Regions from separate parts of the Homo sapiens genome. Here region 2 is linked to region 1. The links are chromatin loops, found by intact Hi-C in ENCODE. Cell type or tissue: MCF 10A. All regions are shown on one strand. Each heading gives the region's core, and the rest is flanking DNA. Links, peaks and the distances in the headings are about the cores only.

Evidence for each region. Peaks named below come from ENCODE experiments on the same cell type or tissue, not always from the same donor. Only the 100,000 strongest peaks of a DNase experiment are listed, where the experiment ranks them.
Region 2: it touches region 1 in a loop (2.8-fold over the local background); 4 of 110 quality-filtered maps call a loop at or near these places.

Annotation. Positions count from the first base shown.
Region 1 is chr2:146,978,667-146,987,010 of GRCh38, forward strand. No RefSeq gene overlaps it. Among named protein-coding and RNA genes, the nearest start is that of LINC01911, 150 kb to the left of the region's middle. In MCF 10A, for the core only: no CTCF peak of the experiment used is centred there; a DNase peak (open chromatin) is centred at 3,945.
Region 2 is chr2:147,028,298-147,036,641 of GRCh38, forward strand. No RefSeq gene overlaps it. Among named protein-coding and RNA genes, the nearest start is that of LINC01911, 190 kb to the left of the region's middle. In MCF 10A, for the core only: no CTCF peak of the experiment used is centred there; a DNase peak (open chromatin) is centred at 3,254.

The DNA of each region.
Region 1 (8,344 bases), core at 326-8,325:
GTAAGTATTCACGCTCAGCAGAAGATGCACAGCCAGATTTGCAGAGTGATGTCATAGTTCACCCTTTATGGCCTTTCAGCCTTGTTCAATCAGCATTTATCCCTGGAGCTCAAATCATCATCACATAAGGCTATATTCCATCAGTGCTCCCATAATCCCGGGGCAAGGGAGCCCCTGTTAAAACCGGAAACAAATGCTTCGTGTGTTTGAGCTAATGAGGTACCAACTTTTACCCTATGACAATTGACATTCATAATGTACCTATCTGACTGACCTGAGCACATTTTAGAGAAAACCAGGGTAAACTGGATTCTTAATAGCACATTTAACAGAAGTCAGTCAATGGAGGTTAACATAATTCTCAGTATGCAGTTTTAAATTGTAAACAGTTTTAGAGTGACCATTTCCATAACAGACAGGACTGATGTGCCACACAATGGGCTTTTGGCCTTCCTAGCAGATGGGCCTCCTTTGGTTTTGGTCCTGAAGACAGCATTAGTTGAAAGTGCATTCAGTTCAGAATAGAATGGCATTTTTTTTTTTTTTTTTTTTTGGTGGAAAAGCTGGCTTATTGTTTGATTCAGACAAAGAATCCTTTATCTGTTGAGTGACTTGTCATCTTATGTAGATGTAAGCTATGTAAAGAATGACTTTTCATTAAAGCAAGTTTAGCATATTTGCAATTGTCTTTGGTCAGATGGGAAAGTTTTGGGCTGAAATAGTGGAATTATATCCTGTGGTTTATGCAATCCACAAGTTGATTCTATGTGGGAAAGGAAAAATAATAAGAAGAAAAGAGTTTTGTTTTTTGTTTTCTGTTGTTTTTTTTTCCCCTTGGCTCCGCAGAATAACTGTGCCAAGCAGCAATTTTAGAACACATTGAGGAAAATCCACTACTTGTACAGGTGGCAAAATTCACCAAGTTATATAGGGACAAATTCCTGAATTTGGCTCACTCTACATTTTAAAAAATTATTATTTTCTTGCCAAGATTCTGCCATTTTCCTGTGGACTAAGAGGTATCAGTCCTCATTAAACTCTCCAATGCTGCTTCTGACATCTTTCCCTGAATCTACTGCTTGCAAATAAACTTTATAGTGTCCCTGCATGCTCCAAATCATCTTGTATACAGCATTCTTGTTGCTTCCTTTTTCACTGCCAACAATATGGTGTCCTCTGCAGGCCAAGAACTTCTACAATTGAACAAATCAACTGGAGAAGGTCTGACAAATGGTGGCACAGCCCTGTGGACAAGAACTATTTTTCCCAAGCACAACCCTAACCATTGAGAATCCTTCAAAATTCTCAGTATTTCCTGTCCTATGTGTGCTCTTTCACCATTGGTATCTGATATGGTTTGGCTGTGTCCCCACTCAAATCTCATCTTGAATTGTAGTTCCTGTAATCCCCATGTGTCATGGGAGGGACCAGGTGGAGATAATTAAATCATGGGGGTGATTTCCCCCATCCTATTCTCATGATAGTGAGTTAGTTCTCATGAGATCTGATGGTTTTATAAGGGGCTTCCTCCTTTGCTGAGCACTTAGTTTTCTCTCTCTTGCTGCCATGTGAAGAAGGAAGTGTTTGCTTCCCCTTCTGCCATGATTGTAAGTTTCCTGAGGCCTCTCCAGCCATTTGGTACTGTGAGTCAATTAAACCTCCTTCCTTTATAAATTACCCAGTCTCAGGTATATCTTTATTAGCAGTGTGAGAATGAACAAATACAGTATCACTGGAGAATTGGGGAAGCCATTAAGAAACCCATTCCAATTTGAATGAATCAAACCATTTTGCACTATTCTACCCTGCCAAATAGCCCCACTAAGTGCCATAGGAAGGTGGAAAGAGCTCAACAGAGCAGTCTTGAAACATATATCTCCTAGAAGGGGCCAAAGACCCAGAGATAACCTCGTTTCTGCCCAGGGACCTCAAGCACCTCCATCCTCTCAAGCAGCTCAACCTACATCTCAAGCTGTAGGTAATGTGCTACATGCCTCCATCAGGAGCTACACATTTCACATTGACACAATTTTGAACATCAGAACACCAGAAGTCATGGGGCAGGGTAAAAAAAAATTACGGTAGAGAAATTATGATAGAGAAATATGGCCTGTCCTGGTGGGATTTCTCCATGATTTCTGTATTGCTACAGAACAACTAGAATATTTCACACTTTACATAACGAACTTTGTTTTCTTTTACATTTTCTATTTGATGTCATTTCAGTTCCCCTTTTCCCCCTTTCCTGATGTTTAATGCTATGCTTTGAACTTATGTTATGAGACACATTATAAAGTAAGGATCATGTATTATGGAATAATCTTTCTCTTTGTGTCTCTCTCTGCCTCAGAACTAAGCCACCCATGGGCCAGATTGATGTCTCTTTCTAGGAATAGAAAGAGGACCTGCAGCAGACAAGTTCTAGACTTTTCCTTCTGCTCCTCTTAATAGTTACCTATAACGATGTCCTGTTCTCACGTTGTAATCACCAGCTCGGTGTATCAACTCATTTGCTAAAACATATTCTCAGGCCGGGCGTGGTGGCTCAAGCCTGTAATCCCAGCACTTTGGGAGGCCAAGGCCAGCAGATCACGAGGTCAGGAGATCGAGACCATCCTGGCTGACACGGTGAAACCCCGTCTCTACTAAAAATACAAGGAATGAGCCAGACGTGGTGGTGGGCACCTGTGGTCCCAGCTACTCGGGAGGCTGAGGCAGGAGAATGGTGTGAGCCCGGAAGGCGGAGCTTGCAGTGAGCCAAGATAGCACCACTGCACTCCAGCCTGGGTGACAGAGCGAGACTCCATCTGTAAAAAAGAAACAAAACAAAACAAAAAACAAAAAGAAAAAACTCACCCACAAATAGCATAATGCAATGAAAATATACCTATCTCCATCAAAGAAATCCCTCACAGAAGTTTCTCTTTGAAGTGGATGTCAGTGTCCATTATGATAGATGGATACTGGAGACAGTTGTAGTTCAGGCATTTTCTTAGAACTCTGGATTAAATAATGTAAGAATCTACTAATCCCTGTTCTGATGCATATCTGTCATAAAATTCTTTTATCTCCATGGCAAGAATATTTACTTCCTGAGTTAATTCACCAAAATACAATTAAAACACAATTCACTAATCATCAGGCATAGCCTTTTAATTAGATCAGACTGAATTACTGTAGGAATGTTAAATTGTTTCTTCTAGTTCAATGGTTCTCAAGTTTAGTGTGCATCAGAATCACCTGGAAAGCTTATTAAAACACAGATTGCTGGGTCCTATTCCTAGAGATTTTAATTCAGTAGGTCTGGGGTGGGTCCCTATAATTTACAATTCTAACAAGTTCCCAGGTAATGATGCTGCTGGCCCTAGGTCCATAGTTTGAGAACAACTGGTTGACTACATAAGCAAAAAGGGTTAAGAGTGAAGAATTTAGTGGTATTATACTTGGTATTTTCAAATTCCAATATCAACCATGATAAGCTTTGCATAGCTTAGTAACTTACTAACATAAACCACATATTACATTTAAGTTTGTATTGTTAACTGAAATTAGATTATTTTTGTTTGGATAATCTTAACTCTGTGTACACAAGTTCACAGGAAAATCACTGGATACTTCTTCATATTGTTCTTTAAGGTACCCTCTATAAGGTGATTAATTTATTTTCAAATTTCTCCTTGTGTTCTATTTGAATTTGCCAACATAAGCTCTTTTTTTTTCTTTATAAAGAATTCTGGTTACATGGGTGATTGTGAAATCATTTGGAAATGATGCCCTGTTTTCATCCTAGCTGTCAGCTATAATACTCTTAAGATAACACAGGCCCCTAAAAGGGAAAGAGACTGAGGGCAATTGGGCAATCAGTTACTCATCTTTGCACACCCCATCCCCACTCTGAAATTGTACACCACAGACAATTGTACACCACGGTTATTTTAATTATCACTTGAATTCCTTCTTGATGTTTTAAACATAATTTTTTTTTTTTGAGACAAGGTCTTGAGACAAAGTCTTGCCCTGTTGCCCAGGCTGGAGTGCAGTGGTGCAATCATGACTCAACTGAAGCCTCAATCTTCTGAGCACAAGTGATCCTCCCAAGCTCACGCAATCCTCACTTCAGCCTCCTGAGTAGTGAGGACTACAGGCACAGTGTACCACATGTCCAGCTAGTTTTAAAAAATTTTTGTAGTGATGGGGTCTTGCTATGTTGCCCTGGCTATTTACATACTTTTTAATTCCAGTAATCATAATATTATACCTCATAAACATGATCCTCAGAACTCATGAGGTTCCTCCCTCCCTCCACCAAAGGAAAGTAGAATTAGGGAGGCCAAATGCTTTAACCTTTGGAGACAGCAGTTTCTTGCAAATATTTCTACTAGAAGGCTTTTCACTCTGTCATAAAATGGATGAAGGAGAAATTCCATTCTGTTTCTCACTACTAATATTAGCACTTCTCTACAATGTCATTGATCAAATAAAATGCCAAGTTGAGATCACGTTATAACTTTCAAAACAACAGCACTGCAAAACTCATATAATTGTGTTGGATAAACAGGTAATGTTATTACATGTCATGTAGTAAGAAACTACTATTTTCTGCCTTTGTGCAGGTGAGTGCTTAAAATATGCAGCACCCATGTTAATCAATCTTAATTTTGAGAATATTTAAAAATAGACATTTCATTCCAGAAAACTTGGAAAATATAAAAAAGCACAGGGAGTAAAAATAAAAATCATCTGTAAACTCTACACTCAGAGATAAGTATGCACTTTATACAAGGAAGTTAAAACAAAAAAAGGACCAGAAGAGAATATTTCACTGAAAACAGTTGTTGAGTTCAGATTACTACCCTGTTAGGGAAAAGGAAAAGAAGTATTTCCCTTCTTTTTCTTTTTTTCTTTTTTCTTTCTTTCTTTTTTTTTTTTTTTTTTTTTGAGAAGGAGTCTCGCTCCATTGCCCAGGCTGAAGTACAGAGGCATAATCTGGGCTCACTGCGGCCTCCGCCTCCCGGGTTCAAGCGATTCTTCCACCTTAGCCTCCTGAATAGCTAGGATTACAGGCACCTGCCACCACGCCCAGCTAATTTTTTGTATTTTTGGTAGAGATAGCGTTTCACTATGTTGGCCAGGCTGGTCTCGAACTCCTGACCTCAGGTGATCCTCCTGCCTCCATCTCCAAAAGTGCTGGGATTACAGGCACAAGCCACCGTGCCCAGCCCGAAGTACTTCCCTTCTATCTCAAGAAGTGAGAAGGCTTTAAAAGGACCTGGTGGTATTTGATATGTGTTTTCTGAGATGTGAGAGCACACAGGGACTGGTGCTTGAAATTCACCAAGAATTGAGATGACTAAATGCAAGTCTGTGACAGGAGAAAATGAGGATGACAGTGGGAACTACTCCTCTGTTTCGTATGGCAAGAGCACATGAACTCCCCTGAGGCCCAAGTGGATCCTACTAGAGGAAACTGGGATGGAGATGCCTTGAAGGCATCTCAGCAATAAGCGGCTGTGGGATGTACCATCAGGGGCAGGAGCTAGGGGGACAGTGCTGTGCCATGTTAGAGACCTATACCACCTAAACGACCCCGTAGTGAACATCCAGAGAACATCAACAGTTTCCAGGAAGGGACTATTCTAGATACCCACCTATTTAGATACCAAAGTTTGCCAATGCCAAGTTATAAAAATGTCTGTAAAGTAACAACTTCCCTGCCTTTCACTTCTCCTTTTCCAGCCTTATTAAGAGGGTTTAAGAAGTCTTGGCAAAGGAGGTGGGAGGAGAAGAGAAAGAGAATGCCAGGGAAGGAGAAGGCTGACCACCCCTGGTTCTCATCAGAAGTCTCTAGACTCAGCAGAGGAAAATAAATATCTTCAATTCTACATGTAGTTCAGAATTTTCACTGTGGAAATGGTCATTTTAATTATTAAAATTAGATGGCAGCTAAAAGTAATTATGGGCCTTTTTATTATCAAAATATGACCAGAAAACTCATGGACCTCCCCTGGACTTCATCCAAGGAATGGGAGAAAACTGTTAGGTTGATGCAAAAGTAGCCACAGTTTTTGCCATTAAAAGTAATGGCATTAAAAGTAATGGTAAAAAACTGCAATTACTTTTGTACCAACCTAATATCTTATCCAGAGGAAAGGGACAAAGCTGCTTTCTCTTAATCCCTGTGGAATCCTGCTCTTTGAATGTAATGAGAATACATTACATTCCAAAATATAGTTGTGCCAAAATATATTGAACTAGTCTTCTAATTTGTTTCTTGTTCACCATCTTTTCTTGAAAGTTCCCATAATTTAGACACTATTTCTTCTCTTCAATTCTTGTTTCATCACATTGAAAGTCATGAAATTATTTCTTATTTAAAACAAACATTAAAAATAACATTTAAACATAGTGCCTGAAACATAAATATAGTAGATGATCAATAAAGGTATGTCTGAATAAACAGAATGAACAAAAGCACATTTCTTTCTGCTTAACAGTTGCTGCATGACAAAATTTAAAAAGGAAACAAAATCCTTTCAGTATTACCTAAATTTAAAATAAGCACTCAGTTATTCTTCATTTTTAAAGCCTTCCATTTTAATCTATCAAAAAAATTAAGGTACAAACTATTCTGTAGGGGTTCTAGAAGTATAATCATGCTGTATCATAGCTGTGTGATGAGATAGCACAGGCAGAAGCTTTCTGCACTAAAAGATAACTAAGAAACCCAAAATAGGGATAGAATAGGGATCAAACTGTTGAAGGCTAAGAACAGGTTAACAGTACTAGTTTCTAGAGTAAGTGGGTGAGGGGTCGTGGCTAGAGTGAAACACTTAGCTGCCAAGAGAAGTCACAGTTTGAACAAATCAAGAACTTAGTCTTGGGTTATTCAGAGTCACAGAACTAATAGGCACAAAGCAAGGGATGAGGCTGTGGAATTAGAGTGAGTGCTCATCATGGTTATGGGTATCACACATCAATTCCTTAGGAGGACCCAAATTTATACTCTCATGACAGGTACTTTGTCTATTTCAAGCGTTATTTTATGAGAACAATTGTCTGATACCAAGGCCTTGTGTAAGGACAGTAAGAAGCTCTCACCTCTGTGGGGATTTTGATCTACCTTTATCATCATGCATTTGTGAAATCAATTTAAAAATCAGTTTAGCACTGGACAGCAAAAGAGGAACGAAGCAGAGAAAGGTGATGTCTCAAGTATCAAGGGGTAAGTGACAGGGTATTGCTTTTGTGACTAAGGAAATAGGAGGGGGAAGCTCCAAGGACAACTGCCTTGGCAACATCCTTGCTTCTTCCTTCCAGGCCAGATCACCCTCACACTCTAGCTGCCCTCCCTGGAAAGCTGAAGAGTCCCAGACTGAAGAGTTAGGCTAATTGCACTGGTTCAGGTGGTGATTAATTTATAATTCCTAATGGAAAATTGTTGCTACAAAATCATTCACATCACAAAAGAGCCACAGATAACCGTCTAAGATATACGAATAGGAAATGATTGCAGCCAAATTCGGATCATTTCCAACAGTATAACATTTTTTTCTTGGATTACAAAGAGAATTTTATGACACTGGCAGGCACATAACTTTCTCCAGCATTCTAAGCGTCTTCCTGTCTTTCTTGTTCCCACACGTTAAATCAGCAGTGCATGACTTACAATTTGACTTGCTTCCTTTTTCGCAAAGTAGTCAGAACATGATTCCATTCATGAGTGACCTTTCTCCTCCCTCTCAGATGCTGATTTGGGCAACATTCAGATCACTTTTATTTCATCTTGAGAGATAAAAATTTGGTTGCCCCAGGAGTGGGAGAACTTAATGACTGTTTCAGTAAAGCATTTACTGAGTCAGTATTCAAAGCCATCTGAAATAGTTGGCAGAGTTAAACAATAAATGGCATTACTTTAATAAACTGGGAGGGAATAAGACTGTCCCATTGTGCCTAGCAACTGTTAAACATTATGTTCTTTCTTGGAATCTAACAATGCAATCTTTGTTTCATTCAGTACTCTGCATTGTCTCTTAAAAACAAATCTTAAGAAATTGTGTAAGTATATTAAGAACATAAATGTATGTGTGTATGTGTATATATATATTTGTACACACACACATATTCATAGGCATATAAAACAAATGAATGCCACTTTTTAGATCCAATCACCTGTCCAACCCATAAATAGATAACCATGCATCGGAATAACCAGGTTTATATCTGCTGTGATGAGTGTACACAACAAAAGCAATATAAGAAGACAAAAAATGATGAAAAAGAAACAGAATAATAAATTGCTAAGAGTCTAGGCTTTGGATTTACAGGTAATTCTGTCATGCACAAA
Region 2 (8,344 bases), core at 148-8,147, 49 kb after region 1:
TCCCAACAGCCTCCCAAAGCCTTAACTCCTTCCAGCATTAACTCAAAAATCCAAGTATGGTCTTAAATGAGACAAGGCAAATCCCTTCCGTCTATCAGACTATCAAATCAAAAACAAGTTAGTTACTTCAAAGATACAATGGGGATACAGGCATTGGGTAAATGCTCCCATTCCAAAAGGGAGAAATTGGCCAAAACTAAGAGGCTAAAAGGCCCCATGTAAGTCTGAAACCCAGCAGGGCAGTCATGAAATCCTAAAGATTCCAAGCAGAAATCTTAGTGTTTCCTGATTTGTAAAACTAAACTCAGAACCTACTGTGTAAACCCATTAATGTATCAGATACTATTCACTTTCCATTTCTCAAGTAAATGACATTCATAGAAACTTCCAGGAAGTCTACACCAGCACATAAGGGAAGTTAAGTGGAGTGGCTTCCTTCTTCATAATTCTTAAGGATGTACATATCTTGTGCTGTGTGAACAGTTGTCTGAATATTTGGGGTTGGTCAGTATAGTCACCCTAAAATTTAAAGGGTTGGAGATAATCATCTTGAACTCTGAACTTTTAGTCTTACTATTTGTATTTGAACAATCAGATGAAGAAGTATCTAGCGAGAAAAAAATAAGTGATTTTAACAAGCTGCTATTAAAACAGACAGATGAGGACTAGAGAGAAGCCCTGACTTATGAACTAAGACACACAACCCCGCCAGGCTTTTCCTGCTTCTACCTGTATTGCTCATTTCCACTTTCAAAATACCCCACTAGTCTCTTCCACCTTCCTTCCTTGTCATTTCACTGCCATAAATTACATCACACATTAACCAGGTTAAAGTGCATGCATGTAAACACACACACACACACACACACACACACACACACACACACACACACATCATAGATGCCACTGAATTGGGGCTGAAGAGAAGAAACTTTGGAACTTCAAATAAGTTCTGGTTTCAGGTGGGGAAAAAAACATTAAAAAGATGAAGAGCTTAGCCCAGGAACAAATGCCCAGTAGTAACAGTGGGGCAGAAAGTATTAATATTCACGCTATTCATGTGCTCCTCTACACGTCTGGATGTCCTTGCAGTTGGTTCAGACCTGTAACGGAGCTCTGGCCTCTGTAAAATAGGCTGATAAGTGCTATGTCACATGTCCAGTCTGTCCCTCTTCTGTGGTATTTCTTTAACAGCTGGAATTGGAGGACTCTGAGATGACAGTGCAAACTGTTTCCCCTGTTGGAGAAGAGCTGCCCAACTTTCACAGGACCTTGTGTGAACAGAAATAAACTTGTATCTTGTACTTCCACTGAGATTTTAGCATTGTTTGTTTCAGTAGGTAATGTTAATTACTTTAAAACAAAATGCTTTGAAAATTAATGACATGTTTTCTGGAGCTGTTGGAGCCAGAGCCAAGTGCTGAAGCATACGAATCTGCAGCGTAAATTCAGAAAGTTCAGGATGTGAGGCTCCACAAGCTATATGGTGGGAATTGGAAGTTGACCTGCTTCTCTGGTGCTGTGCACACTTCCACATACCAACACCTCCAGCTGCCATCATTGCATCATTTACCTAAACTTATACACTTGGGTCAACAAGTCCCCTTTTTAGTAAAAAAAGTAGTTATGAAGAAATTGTTGGTTTTCTACACCATAGTGAGATTTATTTGGTTCTGATTGATTTGTTCTTAGCAAATGTTCTGAGAAAATTGAAAATTGAGGGATGAAAGAGCATAGATCCTTAAAAATAGCACGGTGGATGACGTGCCTGGGGATGAATGCCTTAGGGAAGGATAATGTGTGTTGGCGTGGGGAGAGTCACGGAGTGAAGGAAGAGAAAGCAGGGAGAGTTGCAGAAGGATACCCAGCTGCCAATCTCACAGATTTTACATTTTTGCTTAAGGCCATCTCTAGGAAACCGGAAAACCCATTCTCCCATTTAACTCTCAAGGCTGCTTGACTCCTATTCCCAGGTGGTCTGACAGCACACACTGCAGTTCTACTTCACGAATTGAGTAAGCTTTTGTTGGTTAGCCTGACACCCTAATGCCCAGTCAATACACTGTCTCTAGGAAAGAACACTTTCCAAATTCCAGACAAACAGTTTTAGAATACAAGCTATAAAGCCTATTCATAAAATTTGAAATTGTGCAAGAATCAATCCATATACTTCCTTGCCAACACCAAGACTAAATGGTTTGTCTTCACTGCACATCTTTTTGGATGACCTTTTAAAAGCTTATAATATTTTTTCTTTGGGTTAGCCCTAGATCTTTAATTTTAACCTGATTACATCTAGTTGAATGCATTTTAAAATTTAAATACTAAAAAAGTTAAATTCTAAAAAGGGGATTGTGAAGAAAACGTCCTGTGTCATGGATCAGAACATTACATAAGTAAGAAAAAATAATAATCAATTGTTGATGCCTAGCAAATATCTGTTGGAGGTGAAAGAGTTTATCCTTTAAGAGGGGAAAACCCATGCCAACATTTCTCTAAGAAGAGCTGCTAACAGATGCAGATTATAGTGAAAAGGTTCTTTGGGAGTTTCAGGGAGGAGTGAGGTAATTCACATACTGAAGAGGCAAATGGATAACTGTGTCTTGATAAATAAGAAGGCTGCACACTAAAGCAACTGAGGAAAGCTTCCTTTTCTATGGTTCCTTCATCCAGAAACACGAGCAAGAGCTGCTTTCTATAACTAATGTCAAATTCATACAAAAAGATAAAGAAATGTTGTAGAAGGTGGCAGGTTGACGTGGGGATTCCCTGTTTCAAAGCCTTCAATTTCATCCGAGTACTACAAATATGTCATAACAGTAGCAAGGACCTTATCTCCTTATTGGCAGGAACTCAAGTCGTGTAGCGGAGAACACACACCTCTGAGAGATGATATCACAAATGAAGTGCTCACGTTGTTTCTAAATACCAGGCTCAGATGCACAAAGGCAGGGCTGGCCCTCAGCAAAGTCAGTCAATTCTGCTTTTCTAACAATTTTTACCACCATCCCAACTTCTCTGAGCCTGACATAGCACTACTACTTCTCTAACCTAACTGTAAAGTACTCAGAGATCCCAGGTCATCTGGGAAACATACAACTGTATTTGGGTAAAATTTGCCACATGTAATTAAACATGGGCAGTGTACTGAAAGAGCCAACCTAGGAAGGTTGTCAAAGTTTTACAATTGCCCTGAGAGTGAACTCAGGTTCCTGAAACCTGACACTTAACTGAGTTCTTTATTAGTCAGCTTTAGCTTCTTCCCTGGATTATTGTTTTAAGAACACCCAAGAAAGACTTCTGAGCTTCCCTTTGTAGCCAAGCTCTGCTTCTCAAAATAAACCATTTCTTGCAAGCATAATATTGATGTAGCAACTGTTGATGTCTCTCTGTTCCTTCCTTTGGAATTAAATCTTTCATATCCCTGGTCTCACTTATTCAGAATCCTAGTCTTTGACAAGTTATTGTAGAAATGAGTCATTCCAATACCTGCATTTATCCAGTTGAAAGCCATACATCTTCTGAATGTTATTTCCATTAAACTAAATTAATTAGGTAGGCATTAATTGCTTGCTACAAGTCAGGAACTGATTTGGGAAAGTGGGGGAATATAAAAAAAATTATAAGTTTATCTATGCCCCAAACAGTTTATATTTGTGGTAACCAGACACATTCTAGGGAAATAATTTATTAACGTGGATTAACTTGAATGGGTCAAAGTACTCCAAGCATATTTCTTGAATGAATGAACAAACAACAAATAACTGCTCTAACGAGCAACCCTGATAACAGGGTTAGCAAGGAAGTACCTAACATTATGTTATCGCAGCATGGGTAAACAAAGTTATCTGAAATTAAGAAAGTTCATTCCACTTACATGGCACAACTTTCTGCCCCAGGAAGTGACTGTGAATCCTTCATGGCTGCCTCTGTCTACAGGAACTTAAAATTGAACACAGAAAGTCACATTTGCCCATCCTTGGCATAGTCCCCCATCCTAGATCTACTGCTGCCTGCTGAGCAAGGTCTTTGAAATCCTTGCCATCCCAGACCACTTTTGGGTGCAGAGAAGTATCTTTGTAGTGCATCAGAAAATTGTGACTATAACTTAAAGACTAGATCAAATAGTTAAAAATATAGTTTACCCGGGCACTGGATAAATTAAACTCCTCTCAGTTACTAAAAGAACATGTTGTATTGGGCTGCATTATTGGATATGCTATCTGGTCTCCTCGTGGTGAATAGAGTTCAATGTGCTCCTCAAATAATACAAATGCTTAGCTCTTCCTCATTCCAGAGTAGTAATACTGTGTTCAATATCTTGTCTTCATCTTCATACTGACCTGAGCTTAGCAGCTCATCTTTTGTCTGATTCTACTGATTTTTGTAAAGTTCAAATTAGGTCCAATTGCTACATAAATACATAATCATTACATAATTTGGATTGGAATCATTCTAGTTGAAAGTGCTGGCCAGACACAGCATGTGGTTGAATACCTTCTCGTCTGTCTACTAACATAATTTTCCTTAGTACCTTGCCTCTCTTAGAAGGTTTTCTTAATGCTAAATGTTTGTGGGATTTTTCATCACCTCCTTAATTTGTTAATCATTTAAGTTCCCCATGTTGCCTTTTCATTCAAACAGGAGTTTCCTATATGCATCCTCTTAATTCTTCACGCTGTTACTGCTGATAAAGGGCTTTGCACTGTTTCTTTCTCTGTATATCTAATTAATGACTTTCTTTCTTAGCACAGCTTCTGGGCCTGTTTAATAATTTTCTTCAAACAAGTCCAGTGGTCTCATTCACCACTGCCATTCTGACATTTCTTCAAAAATCCTTTAGCCCTATTTCTAAATCAGTCATCAAAATCAACGAATACATCTTGGGGTCCTTCCCAAGGCCTGGGATTCAAGATTCCTACAACATAATCTGTCTGAACTTTTGCCCACATTTTCTGTTGATGAATCATCACAATGGTTTTATAGTTCCATAGGAAGCTTCTGTAGCTCTTCTAGATTTTCTTACTTGCATTGAGGACCTTAGGAAAATCAATTTAACATACTTAATATATCAAGCTAGGGCCACCTATCTAATATAAAATTGCCATAAACCAGGAAATAATTTCTGGGTTTTAGAAGTATGCAAATAAAAACTTCACACGTTTTGATCTATAAAAAGATTAAGTGTTCACATAACTTCTTGGAGTCTTCAACATGTAAGGAATTTTGATTCAAGTTGTGCCCCAAGGGAAAGAAGATTAGACTGTGTAGGGCAAGGGCCACCCTGGGCAAAGTTGCTGAAAAATATCCAATGAACTTGGTGTATCTCATGGCCCTGAGACCTCGCTCTCTCTACCAGCCCTACCCATTGACAGAAGGGAGAAGGATATTTGGTATCAGAGGTCATGCCTAACCAGAATCTCTTCCATTAAGAAGCCAACTATTTGCTTAAATCATCACCTTACTATGAGAAAAATGAAAATATTAAGGATGAAGCAGCTTAAGATATTTTTATTCTTCTCTTACTCTCCCAACATGTGGACTGAGAGATGACTAGGCAAATCACAACATTTAAGTTTGTAGAATTATAGGAATCACATTGTTCTTCAGAATATATGGGGATACTGTGATTACCCAAAGAGAAAAATGAATGTAAGGTAGCATCAAACACTATTTGAACATAAGCATGTACATACATGTGAAAACAAGATATTGTTTTTATGAATGCTAATATAACTGCAGAAAAATGTATTTTAAGTTTTTTTTAGTAGGATGGATAGACAACAATCATCTAAGATCTTCATGAGTCTCTCATTTGACATACAGTTCATCCAGGTCTCAAAGGCAGGAAGGGAGAGCTGCAGTTGGAAGAGGAGAAGAAAGAAATAACCCACTCAGGTGTGTTCAGAGACAAATCAACAAAATCAACCAAATCAGGGTATTTCTTAGGTGCAGGGTTGTAATACACAGGTAGGCACCTAAGAAAAGAACAAACAAAAGTTCAAAATAGCAAATTAACACTGTTTGGGTTTTGATGGGAAGTAAGTTTAGAAGGGAATGGAGAGAACTTGTTAGTGTTCAGGAACCTAGTTTACAACATGCAGATGAAAATTGAGCCTATCAATTGGAATTCACTCTGACCATGCTGGAAATGGATATTATGATACTTATTTTATCATCCTCAAAATTTCCAAAAGAATTCTACCACACTAAGCAGCACACTGAAGAAAATGATTTCCAAAATAATTCTACCACACTAAGCAGCACACTGAAGAAAATGTGACAAAATGAACAATATGATTTACTTTGCTTGTATTCACAGGATATTGGCTACCTTATTCTGTTTCCTACTGGTTGCCATTTAGATAAAATTTACAGGTTGATTCAGCTGACAGGAATTATAAACAAAAGTGGCATTTTTTTAAGCTCATAGTCTTGTTTTATAGATTTGCATTTGCCTATTAGAGACATTCTCAGTTTTCCATATTTTATTCTAGGGAGAGCAAAGAATAATAAATATGACAGAAAATACTGTTTTATAAGAAATATGAAGTTTTATTTCTTCAGAGCTAGATCTGTGAGAATCAGCTGAACTTAGAATGGGAAAATTTGCATTGATATAATAGGAAATTATATAGAAAGGCTTTCTAGAGAAGCAGATTGGGGGTAGGGGGATGGATACCAAACTCCAGACTGATGAGGAAAAACACAAGGTCATTCTAGCAATACATTCTGCACCCACACATGTAGCACATATAGTCAAGTTCAGTAAGAAAAAAAGATTCTCCCATTGTCATTTAAGAAACTCAGACTCTTGGCCGGGCGTGGTGGCTCACCCCTGTAATCCCAGCACTTTTGGAGGCCAAGCCAGGCAGATTGCCTGAGGTCAGGAGTTCGAGACCAGCCTGCCCAACACGGTAAAACCATGTCTCTACTAAAAATACAAAAAATTAGCCAGGTGTGGTGGCGGGTGCTTGTAATCCCAGCTACTCGGGAGGCTGAGGCAGGAGAATCGCTTGAATCCAAGAGGTGGAGGTTGCAGTGAGCCGAGATCTTGTCACTGCACTCCAGCCTGGGTGACAAGAACAAAACTCCATCTCAAAAAAAAAAGGAAGGAAGGAAGGAACGAAGGAAGGAAGGAAGAAAAGAAGGAAAGAAAGAAAGAGAAAGAAAGGAAGGAAGGAAGGAAAGAAAAGAAAAGAAAAAAGAAAAAGAAAGAAAGAAAGAAAGAAAGGAAGAAAGAAAGAAAGAAAGAAAGAAAGAAAGAAAGAAAGAAAGAAAGAAAGAAAGAAAGAAAGAAAGAGAAAGAAAGAAAGAAAGAAAGAATCTAACTCAGACTCTCAGGGTGAATTCTTGAGTTTTTTTTTTTTGTTTGCTTCTTCGTTTTGTTTTGTTTTTTATGTCTATCACAGAGAGAATAGAAACACTTGAAACATACTGAAATTTGGCCATGTCCAGTTCATCCAGTTGCCCCAAAGTTGTATCTCCTTGTGAGCAAAACAGCTGTTGTTGTTTATTTATTTACTGTAAAAAATACAGTAAATAAATGAATTTAAATGGTCTCTTGTCAGTAACCAATGAGTTTGATTCACATTTAAAGTGAGTTGACTCAATTTTCTGACAATATGGAGATGGCCATTGATATTTTTTATAGCGACAAAAGTACACTCATGTTTTCCATGTGATCCCATCTAGAGTGTTAAAGTATTAAAGATGATGTGGTTAAGGTAAGGCTTATGGCATTTCTACTGCCATGCAAAGGAGCATGGAGTAAACAATTTGTATTAGTTTGTTTTCACACTGCTATAAAGATACTACCCAAGACTGGGCAATTTATAAAGAAAAGAGGTGCTCACGGTTCTGCATGGCTGGGGAGGGCTCAGGAAACTTACAATCATGGTGGAAGGGGAAGCAGGCACCTTCTTCACAAGGCAGCAAGAGAGAAAGAAGTGCAAGCAGGAGAAATGCCAGGCACTTATAAAACCATCAGAGCCCATGAGAACTCACTATCACAAAAACAGCACAGGGAAACTGCCCCCATGATCCAATCATCTCCCACTAGGTCTCTTCCTCAGCACCTGGGGATTATAATTCAAGATGAGAATTGTAATCATACAATCATACAATTGTACAATCATACAATCATGTAATCCCCAGCACCTGGGGATTACAATCAAGATGAGAATTGTAATCATACAATCATACAATTGTACAATCATACAATCATACAATTGTAATCATACAATTACATATGTAATCATACAATCATACATACAGAGCCTAACCATATCACTATTTAACACCTGAAAGAAAATCAATCAGATATAAAGGAAAATGCAATATA